2 separate regions of the Homo sapiens genome follow, and region 2 is linked to region 1. A link is a loop called in an ENCODE intact Hi-C map of the cell type or tissue named here. Cell type or tissue: mammary epithelial cell. All regions are shown on one strand. Links, peaks and the distances in the headings refer to the core of each region. The heading gives the core; the rest is flanking DNA. Region 1 overlaps MYO1B (myosin IB). Region 2 has its middle 21 kb from the start of STAT4.

Region 1 (5,387 bases), core at 256-5,255:
CAGCTTGGCTCATCTCTGCTGGGCTTGCTCATGGGTTGGTTGTCTGCTGGCGACTGGCTGGCAGCCGTCTGGGCTAAGATGTCCTCACTCATATGTCTAGCAGTTCATTCCATGTGTCTCTCCTCATCCAGCAGCTAACCCAAGCTCATTCACATGATGGTGATAGTGAATTCCCAAGATCAGCAAGAGAGGACAAACTCCAATATATAAACAATCCTCAAGTATCTGGTTGTGCTGTAGTTGCTAATTGTTCCATTGATCAAAATAAATCTCCCAGTCAAGCTTTGAATCAATGAGAGAGGGGATTAATCAAGGCTGTCGACACAGGGTCAGAAATTATTGTGCCATTTCTGGAAACAATCTATCAGACAGTGGCTGTCTAAAATAAAATGATTACCAATTATTTGACACTCTTTCGAGAGGTATGATCTGTGTCCCTGCCCCTGAAACTGTGCAAGCTGGTGCCCACTGTGACTACATAGAGTACAGCAGAAGTGACATGCCATATGCTTTCCTAGGCTACTTCAGGCTTCCTCCTCAACCTCTTGGAACACTGGTTGCCAGGATGTTACTTTCCTCTCAGAACCTAGTTGTAATACTGTGAAACACCCAAACTTGTTGTACTCTGCTACTAAGTTTGAGGTTGTAGGGGGCGGGGGGTTGTCAGGCAGTGCAGCAAGAATAACTGGAACATAGACAAATCACAGCATTTGCCTCCATTCATAATTAGCAGAATTTCTTTTTTTCAAGCTGAACAAAGTCAGGAACAAGAGAACTCTGACTACCAATAATTTTGTTTGACTTTCTGGGATTTAGGAAAAGCATTCATTTAGAAGTATTTTTAAATGATTAGCACAGAATATTCAGACAAAATTTTCCAATAAAGCAGAAGCTTTATTTCTCAACAAAACTCTTAACTGTACATAATTACTTTTGTGATCATTCATTCATTCAACAAATATATATAAGGTGTTCGACATTATTATTATTATTATTATTATTATTATTATTATTATTATTTAAGACGGAGTCTTGCTCTATCACCCAGGCTGGAATGCAGTGGTGCAATCTCGTCTCACTGCAAACTCTGCCTCCCAGGTTCAAGTGATCCTACTGCCTCAGCCTCCCGAGTGGCTGGGATTACAGGTGTGTGCCACCACACCCAGCTAATTTTTGTATTTTTAGGAGAGACGGGGTTTCACCATGTTGATCAGGCTGGTCTTGAACTCCTGACCTCGTGATCCGCCTGCCTCGGCCTCCCAAAGTGCTGCGATTACAGGCATGAGCCATGGCACCCAGCCTATGTTTGACACTATTTTAGTTGCTGGTCACTCAGTAATGAACCAGACTAAGGCTCTATCCTTATAGAGCATGTATTTGGTGAAAGGCTAGAGACAATAAACAAATAACTATAGTGAAAAAAGCAAATATTTATTGAGTGCTCACTATGTACCAGGCACTATTACAAGTGCTTTAGATACTAATACATAATTTATACCTCAGGACAACCTATGCAATCAGTCCTATTGTTATTCTCATTTCAAAGTGAAGAAATGGAGGCACAGAGAATGAAGTAATTTGCCGTCTTTTGTTTAGACACTGGAAACCACATGATAAACCAACAAGAGTTGCAAAAGTAGGCTCACGGGTATGCCCCAAATAATGGATAAGGAAAAAAGAGCCTGCCCGTATTTGCACTTACACACCTGCTGTGTCAGGTATTACACTAGACTCTTGATAAGGTAATGTGAACAAGACGACCTGTCTAGTCCATAGTTCGCTCAGGTGTATGCACATCTGAAATAATAGTTTCTTCATAGCGTATATTTCTCTGTGCTATTCTTCTTCTAGAAGACAGAATCCCTTGCGACTTGTACCATATGTTCTCCACTGTCTAAACTGCCACCAAATGCCTGTGATGTTAATTTTAAAAACTAGTTTCCAAAAGCTTCCAGTTCATAACACTAGATGCAAAATCCCCAAATACAAAAACATAAATGTTATCAGACCAACAAACCTTAACAAACTAGGAGAAATATTATTTAACATCACCTAAACATTTGGATGTGCTTCTATATTTTATCTTCTCTATTGAAACAAATGTTTTACCATCTTCTATTTTAATACCTCTCTTAATGACACTAACCTCAGGGATATGTAGTTTTCAAGTGAGTCCCAGACTTAATTTGTCTCTTTTAGAAAAAGAGAGAGGAGTTACCGGGCTTTCCTTTCCACTTCCTGGGTACACAATTGGCTCAAGGGATATTGTGCCTTTTTCAAGGTTAAGAGTTTTAGCCAATGACAATCTATGCTTTCACTAAGCAGCTGCTGGAAAAGGAGGCAAAATATACTTCCTACAAAATGGCAAATTTTGTCTTCTTTTCTACGCTACAAGAAGCTAACTTTTAGCTTCTTTAGTTTGGAGAGAACACCAGTTGGTTTATCCATTGCTTTAAACTCCCTTCTGCCAGAAGGCAGCAACTCCCAGTGACCACCGATGAGTCAGTTCTCTATACAGGATGAAATTTCCTGCTCTTACCACTAATGTATTCCTTTTCTCTCCAAAGCAAAGGATACTCTTAAATACCAGGGTGTTCTCACTACCACAAATTTCAATATAATTTCACTGTGGGAACAAATGGTAACAAACACCATATGAACTCCATTCATGAAGATATATTAATCTTAATTGGAAAAGAACTGAGTGTTTAATATTTATTCTCCATGGATACTGCAAGAATCAGGGGACAAGAAGACATTTGTGCTTAGAACTTAAACTTCAAAATTTAAAACTGAAGTTATTTTCTAATCCTTATAATAATAAAATCATCCTGAATTATTTTCCTAAAATCCTCGAGTAATATTGATTAAATCATTCCAAAATGTTCAGCTATAAGTTCTGTAATGGAAATAGTAAACCTACTCTCATTTTTAAAAACAGTGTTTTATTAATTTTATAGCTAGAGTTAATTTGTCTTGTAAAAAGAAAGCACTAAAGGCTCATGAATATCATTCAGAATAAATATTAATCATTCCTTAAAATGGTGATCTTAAAACTGAGGCAAACCACTAGCTGGATAGCTCTGATCAGCTGCCATATATTGTAAAAAGAGTCTTCCTAACAAGTTTGGCAGGGGTTATAATCACTTGCCTTTGGTTACATCGTATGTGGTTTGCATGAGTACTTTTACTCCCATATTTTGTGTATGAAATCATTTAACTTAGGTAGCACTATCCCATTCAACTTCAATTCATATTAAAACTTTCTCTTCAAGGCATTTCTCTAATAATTAAACATTCTTATAAATATGGACAATCCGAACACATGGCATACAAAAGTGTGTAGGTGGGCAAACTAAAATGGAAACTTATTTATTTATTTATTTATTTTTGAGATGGGGTCTCACTCTGTCACCCAGGTTGGAGCGCAGTGGCTCAATCTTGGCTCACTGTAACCTCCAGCTCCCAGGCTCAAGTGATTTTCCTAAGTCAATCTCCTGAGCTGGAACCACAGGCATGCGCCATCACATCCGGCTAACTTTTGTATTTTTGGTAGAGACGGGGGGTTTCACATGTTGGCCAGGCTGGTCTCAAACTGATGAGCTCAGGTGATCCCCCTGCCTCAGTCTCCCAAAGTGCTGGGATTACAGGCATGAGCCATTGCGCCCAGCCAGAAGTTAAATTATTTAAGAACTACAGAATGCTGGAAATGGGAAGAACCATGGAATTCATCCAATTCAATCCTATCATTTTAAAGATGAGAAACCTCTAGCCCTAGATGGTTACTCTCTGAATCATGATTTAATTTTTTTTTTAAATCAGCTGCATAGTTTGACCAAATTACTAAATAATAATTTTCAAATGGCATTCTTCTGCTAGGGCTAGTCAGGAAGATCTCAGTGGCATCTGAGAGTGCCGGGATTCTGGGCTACCCATCTCCTCTTCAACCAGATCAGGTCTCATTTTACCCCGGTACCTTCTTTGGGGTTCAGCATAACATTTCCTTTGAAGACGAAATGCCACTGTTATAAGAAAAATAAATGAGCACACTTTGGATACTTCAGTCAACTTTCTTTTTTTTTTTTTTTAGGTCTAAACATAAATTTTTTCATTCTAACAATCCCAATAGCACCATGGGATGGTGAGGCAGGCAAGGGCAGGAGAAGGTTCAGTTCTATGGTCCTCAAAAAACCCAGAGGACTCAGAGGATAACCAGACTGTGGCTGAGGTGCACAAAGCCCTGAGTCATCATCTTACATTTTCCAAACTAATCAACCACGAGTCAAGAGGAGCAGGGACATCAGGGTTGTGCTGTGGGTGCCACAACTCCAAAGCACTGACAGCACTGTCATTTTTACAAGAGACACTGAAAACCCCGTGTGGCACTCATACACCCACTTTAGAAAACTCTGCACCTGGGCTAGAATGAGCAGACCTCATCTGATTGTGTTTTTTTTGTTTTTTTTTTTTAACTTTTCACATAAAATATTTCACTTCCACAGTCACAAATCATGTCTAAAGAAGGTTAAAAAATCTGTTTTACCTAACAAGTGTATCACATTCCAATCACTTAAATACACTGGAAGAGAAGCAACATTTCTCAAAATAAGACTGAAGTACAGGTCTACTCCTTTTATTGAATAAATATTACTTCAAAAGTTATAATTTAAAACCAATTATTTATATTTTTTTTATCATAAGCATTTTGTTAAAGAAAATAACCCTTAGAGGATCTTTTTTTCATACTGGATTGCCTTAAAGACCTATAGGATTTTAAAAAGACCTATAGAATATAAAAAACAGTAGCGCAAATATTTATTTAGCAAACTTCTAAAAAGTTTTTCCAAGGTAAAGATGTTAAGTGATCTTTAAAAAGATTTATAAATTACATTCTATTATAAAACAATCTGAAATGCAAAGCTTAAAGTCTAAATATAAAGCAAGGAAACATATTCTTATGCCTCAAAGACACAAGTATCTAAACTATTCTACTATAAATATATGTTTTAGTATTCTGAACTTCTTTACAAGGACTGAAGAAAAATACTCACAGTTACTTATTACTCCTCCTAGTGGATCGCCTTTAAAGTCAAATTCAATATCCATATATTTGCCCTGCCAAAGAAAGATTTTGTGAGTTTTCTAGTTCATCTCAAAATGTTAACTCAGTGTACTTCTTAGAGAACAGCAGACTAAGCCCTTATTTTTATACATTTGTTTAAATGTAACTAAGAAAGACACAGTTTATATAACCACGATGCAAAACAACATGCCTCCATAAATAATTCATACTAAATACCCCATTAGTTCAAAGCTAATATAACCCACTGCTAATTTAGGAACAAATCTTCTCAGCCATCATGTGATTTTTCCATTTAAGATTATTT
Region 2 (5,387 bases), core at 236-5,235, 180 kb after region 1:
ACATTTCCGTTTTATTTTTCTTTAAAAGGAGTGAGTTGTATGGGAGGGTTAAATGCTTTATAGACAAGGAAAAGAAACTGTGCTAGAACCAACTTATTCAACATCATCTTCTTCTTCTTCACCATTTCTTCATTTTCCTCATCTTCCTATTCTTCCTTCATTGTCTTGCTTTTTTTCAGCCTTCATGGCTCGCTTTTTTGCTGTATCAGGCTTTTCTTTAGCTCGGTATGCAGCAATATCCTTTTCGCATATTTCCTTCAGCTTAGCAGCCTTCTTTTCATAAGGCTGCTTGCCATCTGCAGCAGTGTTATTAACATCTCTCCCAGTTTCTTTGCTATGTCATCAATGGGTAGGCCAGGATATTCTCCTTTGATCTTGGTGATACTCAGAACAGAACAAGAAAAAGCCCAAAAGAGGCCTCTTGGGTGCACTGGTTTCCTTAAACTCCTCTTTTGTTTCCCCTTTAGGAGGGATTAGGTTTTCATTTGTCTTTCATAACAGGTTTTGTCTGCCTTTGCCATGTCTTCAAATTTTCCTTTCTCTTTAGCAGAAATGGCCTTCCACCTCCCTGAGCACTCCTGAGACAACTCTGAGAAGCTGACCGAAGGAGCTGGATGCTGCTTCTTGTGCTTCCTCCCAGCAAGTCTATACAGAGAATGCATATGATGACATGTTGCCCCATGGCCTCTTAGGATCTCCTTTGCGCATGTTTAGTAATTTTTCCTTAGCCACCAACAGAGTGGCCCAGTGCTTATCAATTCTCACTTTCCCCAGCACTATTTCTATGGAGCTCAATGTACTGCAATAGCCATGACAGTGGGAGCCAGATGCTGCCTCTCATTAGATTCTCTTTATTGGAAATTTGAACAGAAAAATATGGAACGAACTTTATAATGAACAGTGGAATGGGAAGTGAGAGAATTTCAAGGGAATGAAAGCTATGGAAAGTCAAAGGCATGTGTCATCTTGAGTTACCAGGGGGCAGAAGAAGTTGGTCATTATAGAGAGGAGAATGGAACTGATGTGTAGAACGAAGCTGATAACATAAAAAAGCAAGAGACAAAAGACAGGTATAGAATGTCTCAGAGAAAAACAGAAATAGAAAAAATAGAGGCAGAGAAAGAGACCGAGAGAGAAGCAGACAGATGAAGAGATAGAGGTAGATAGAAACCTCACTCAGAACTGCCACCATCAGCTTAATCCCCCAAACTAGAAACCTCTGCAGACATCTCCCTTATCACCCACATCCAATGTTGTCAATTCTACCTTCCAAAGATGTCTTTAAGGGCTGGGCACGGTGGCTTATGCCTGTAATCCCAGCACTTTGGGAGGCTGAGGCAGGAGGATCACCTGAGTTCAGGAGCTCAAGACCAGCCTGGCCAACATGGTAAAACCCCATCGCTACTAAAAACACAAAAAATTAGCTGGGCGTGGTGGCAAGCACCTATAATTCCAGCTACTCAGGAGGCTGAGGCAGGAGAATAGCTTGAACCTGGCAGGAGGCAGAGATTGCAGTGAGCCACTCTGGCAGGAAGCAGAGGTTGCAGTGAGATTGAGCCACTGCACTCCAGCCTGTGAGACAGAGACTCCATCTCAAAAAAAAAAAGAAAAAAAAATTTCTAAGATGTGATTTTTTTTTTTTTTAAGTCCTGCTGTCACTGCCGTCCAGATCTTCATAAGTACTTGCTGGGACTATGGCAAAAACCTCACAACTGGTCTCTCCCTACCCCAGTCTATTTCCAGCACTGTTGCAGATCACACTATCTTACACTTTGGTGGCCACGTCTTCGGGCCTGGCGAAACCTGCCTCATCTCCTCTCCTGTGAGTGCTAGGTTCCTCCAGATCCCATTCTTCTGCCACAGCAAATCAGGCCCTGACCTTTGTAAATGGGATTCCCTTGGCTTTCTCTTCTGCATTTGGCAATCTTCCATCCTGCCTTCAAAATCTGGCTCAAAAATACCTCAGTAATGCCTTTTCACCTCTTTCAGGCAGAGTTATCTTATAACAAAGTTCCTACCTTTCCCATTATACCGTGAGCTTTTTTTTTAGTTATCTCAGAATTCCCAGGACACAGCAAATGTGCGTTGTCTTGAACTAAATTTGTGGAATTTCAGGTAATGAGGGAGCCAGGACACTGCTGGGTGGGTGGGCCAGCTCTTATGATTCTGCCCCAACCCAGAGCCAGCCCCTAGATTTTCAGGTTTTTGTCTTCATCCACGTTTATCCCCACAGATCCTCTGAAAGCTCCAAACAAAATTTTCCCCACAGCTCCATGGTAACCTCAGCAGAGGCTCCTGGAGGTGACAGTTCTGGGATGCAAAGAAGGGCGAATGAAGTGGGGCAGCTATTTGTCCATGTGAGTATTTGGACTTCCTTGATACACATAAGAGCAATTTCCTTCCTTTTTGCTTTGAATCCTAAGAAAATGCCTCAATAAAAAATACTTAGGGGAGCACATGAATTAACTCACTTTCCATCACCTGAACCACTTAGCGCTTCCAACAAAGCTTTGGGGGGAAATCTGTATTTAATCAATGTTGAAACAATCACTCTGATGCAGAAATGCACACAAAAAGAGGACCAGCTTTTATTTTGCGTACTGTATTCCTTTTGACAGTGATGACTAATGGAGTAAGATTTTTGTTCACTAGAAGAAGCTCAGTAGCATGTATCAGGGCAATTAACTTGGAAATCTGTGAATAAGCATGATTCAGGGGCCTATTGAACATCAACTTGCAGACTCTTATGAATCCTGGTTGCTTCCATTGGCTGAAAAAATACTGTAAAATCTTGAATTTTGCAGTAAAAAAAATTCATTTTGGTTGTGACTCCTACTTGAGTCACATGGTATCAGATGGAAAATGAGTAGGAAGGAGAGGATCGCTGCCAACTAAAAGGAGAGAGGCTAGTCTGGACAGAGCATTTTGTGGGACACAGATTTGATTGTAAGCCAACTATTTTAAAAATCCTCATTCTTGCAAGCTAGCACATGACCTCTTTCCTAAGGGTGAGGAGATTCCAGAGGTACATATTTGCCATCTGGAGTGGATGCAAATTCTAGTGCAATTCATCTAGAAACCTGCATCATTGAAATTAATCATCATGTTGAACAAGGAGAGCATGCTGGGGCAGGGAGGTCAGTTTCACTTGATAAGAATAGAATGCACATTCTAGCTGGGAATGTGCTGACATTCATTGCATTCAGGAAAATTCTACACAAAGCCTCTCTCTCTGGAGAGGATTCCTGAGAAAGAGAAGGGCTCACTGTGTGGCATAGAAATGAGAACCCCCTCAAAGCCCTGGCTTTTGAAGGTATCCAGAATCACAGTGATTCAATGCCATTGGATACTGCTCTTTTTCTTCCTGGGAGGGAAACATCAGTCCATCAGTTCAAACCCTACAGGGTTTTCTGTGTTTGTCCTAATCATGTTAGAAGCAGAACGCCTAGTTAGTAATCAAGCACCAGTTGGAGCTGTTTCCTACCAAACGTATGGTTTTGATTTTGAAGCCCTCCATTCATTGTTCTTTAGCACTGTGAAGGGCTTGTAACCAGCTAACTGCTTCTCCTACTTTGGTCTGGGGAACTAAATGCAAATCTGGCTGATACTTCAGATGGGCTAGGGCCAAATTTTGTTGGTTTTTGTTAATGCTGTTACTTATTTTTGAAAGAGGTGTGGACAAAAAAAAAAGGGCAAAAGTTGGAATGGTATTTGAAGTTTGCTCGTGGTGTTTTAGGGAAACAGGAACATATCACTATAAAAGACATTTCCTTCAATATGGGTAAGAGTTCCTCATTGATTCAACTGAGCTCTTGAAATCTGAAATGTTTAGGGAGCAGTAGAAATTTGATAAGGGATCATAGACTCAAGGGGATGAGAGAAGATTTGAAAAGTCATCGAATATAACTCCTTGATTTAGTAAAACCATAATTCGTAGTTTTCCTCTGATGAGTCACGGCCAGGAAGTAGATATTGTAGATGAGTCTGGGTCCTTGCACTTCTCAGCTTCTGTCATTTACAAATTCTACTTTGATGTCTCTGAAGATGACATCTGAATGTGCATGTGCAGAAGAAGTGGCATTGAATAGAACTGGTTTAAAATCCCTAATTTGCTACTTAATTGCTGTTTGAATTTGCATAAGTTATTGAACCCTCTAACCCTCAATTTCCTCATCTATAATATGGGATAATAATAACTACGCTGCAGGGATCATTTTAAAACTAAATTAGATAATGCCGTATGATATCTATATCTATATTCCTACTTTCCACCATACACAGCACTAATTTTTAAAATAAAATTAAAACAAAAATATAATCTATAATATTTGAATGTAAACTTAAGATAATGGATGCTGTTTTGCTGAAATTAAATGCATTTACACAGTGAATTTGAAAGTTTGTTTGAGTTTAGTAAGCCAGTAACATCAAATTCCACTGTGTAAGTGTCCTGGAATTTAATCAGAACCCAGAGATCTCTCAGCCTGTTTGCCATTATTTGCCATCGCATAATGGGTTGCCAGGTGCAATTTCACCTCTGTCTGAGACCATTGCTTGGATCAAAGAGGGCTCTTGTTTATCCAGCTCCCTATGAGACCAGGCAGGGCCAGTGGTGACCCTCCAAGCTGAGCTCAGCCAGAGGGAACCTGTGTCTTGGTGCTCAGTTCTGAACAGTCTCATAGACCCCCATACTTGAGTGGGCTTAGGGACCCATACCCTTCTAAAATCCACTGAGAAATCCTCAACAGAGGAGTTATGTGTTAACTTTATCTTTTAGAGGAATCATGTTGGCAGCAGCTTGAGGATAGGCTGGAGTGGCTAAGAATGACAAGGGAGTGGCAATTGAATCGTAGAAATACTTCAAACTCAGGCACCTCGCATTTAAAACACCACAGCACTTCCACGCATCACCAGCTTTACCTGCTTCTATTTTCCAGTATGAAGCTTCTGCTCCTGCCAATATGTTCTGTTTGACCTTCCCTGAATACACACTGGGTTTCCCTGCCTATTCAGCCCGTACTTATGTCTTTCTCTTCACTTATATATTCCTCTAGTCCTTATCAAAAATCCTAACCGTTCTTTTAGGGTCCATCTTCTTCACTCAGTCTTTCTTAGTTTGTTCAAATTACCTAATATGATTCATAAATTACCTTGTATTGAGGTATTTATGTTCCATACTGTGACTTGTCTCTTCCAGCAATTGGGTTCAAATGTGATGGCAGGCACACCTCTTGCACAAGCTGGTATTTTACCTGATTTTAACCTATGATGGCTCATTGTTCAATGTTGGCACTCTATAACTTGCTGAATAAATAGATGACTAAATAAACCACCCATTGACTCATCTTATAGGCACCCCTATATAGCTGTAAGGGAATTATTTAGTA

The links. A loop is a pair of places that touch in the nucleus more often than their neighbours do. Peaks named below come from ENCODE experiments on the same cell type or tissue, not always from the same donor. Only the 100,000 strongest peaks of a DNase experiment are listed, where the experiment ranks them.
Region 2: it touches region 1 in a loop (5-fold over the local background); 12 of 110 quality-filtered maps call a loop at or near these places.

Annotation. Positions count from the first base shown.
Region 1 is chr2:191,349,890-191,355,276 of GRCh38, reverse strand. It overlaps MYO1B (myosin IB), which reads right to left. Exons shown (of 31, transcript NM_001130158.3): 7 at 5,052-5,115. Among named protein-coding and RNA genes, the nearest start is that of MYO1B-AS1, 110 kb to the right of the region's middle. In mammary epithelial cell, for the core only: no CTCF peak of the experiment used is centred there; a DNase peak (open chromatin) is centred at 2,496; H3K27ac peaks cover 1,266 bases.
Region 2 is chr2:191,169,554-191,174,940 of GRCh38, reverse strand. It overlaps the pseudogene HMGB1P27. Among named protein-coding and RNA genes, the nearest start is that of STAT4, 21 kb to the right of the region's middle. In mammary epithelial cell, for the core only: no CTCF peak of the experiment used is centred there; a DNase peak (open chromatin) is centred at 2,810; H3K27ac peaks cover 4,566 bases.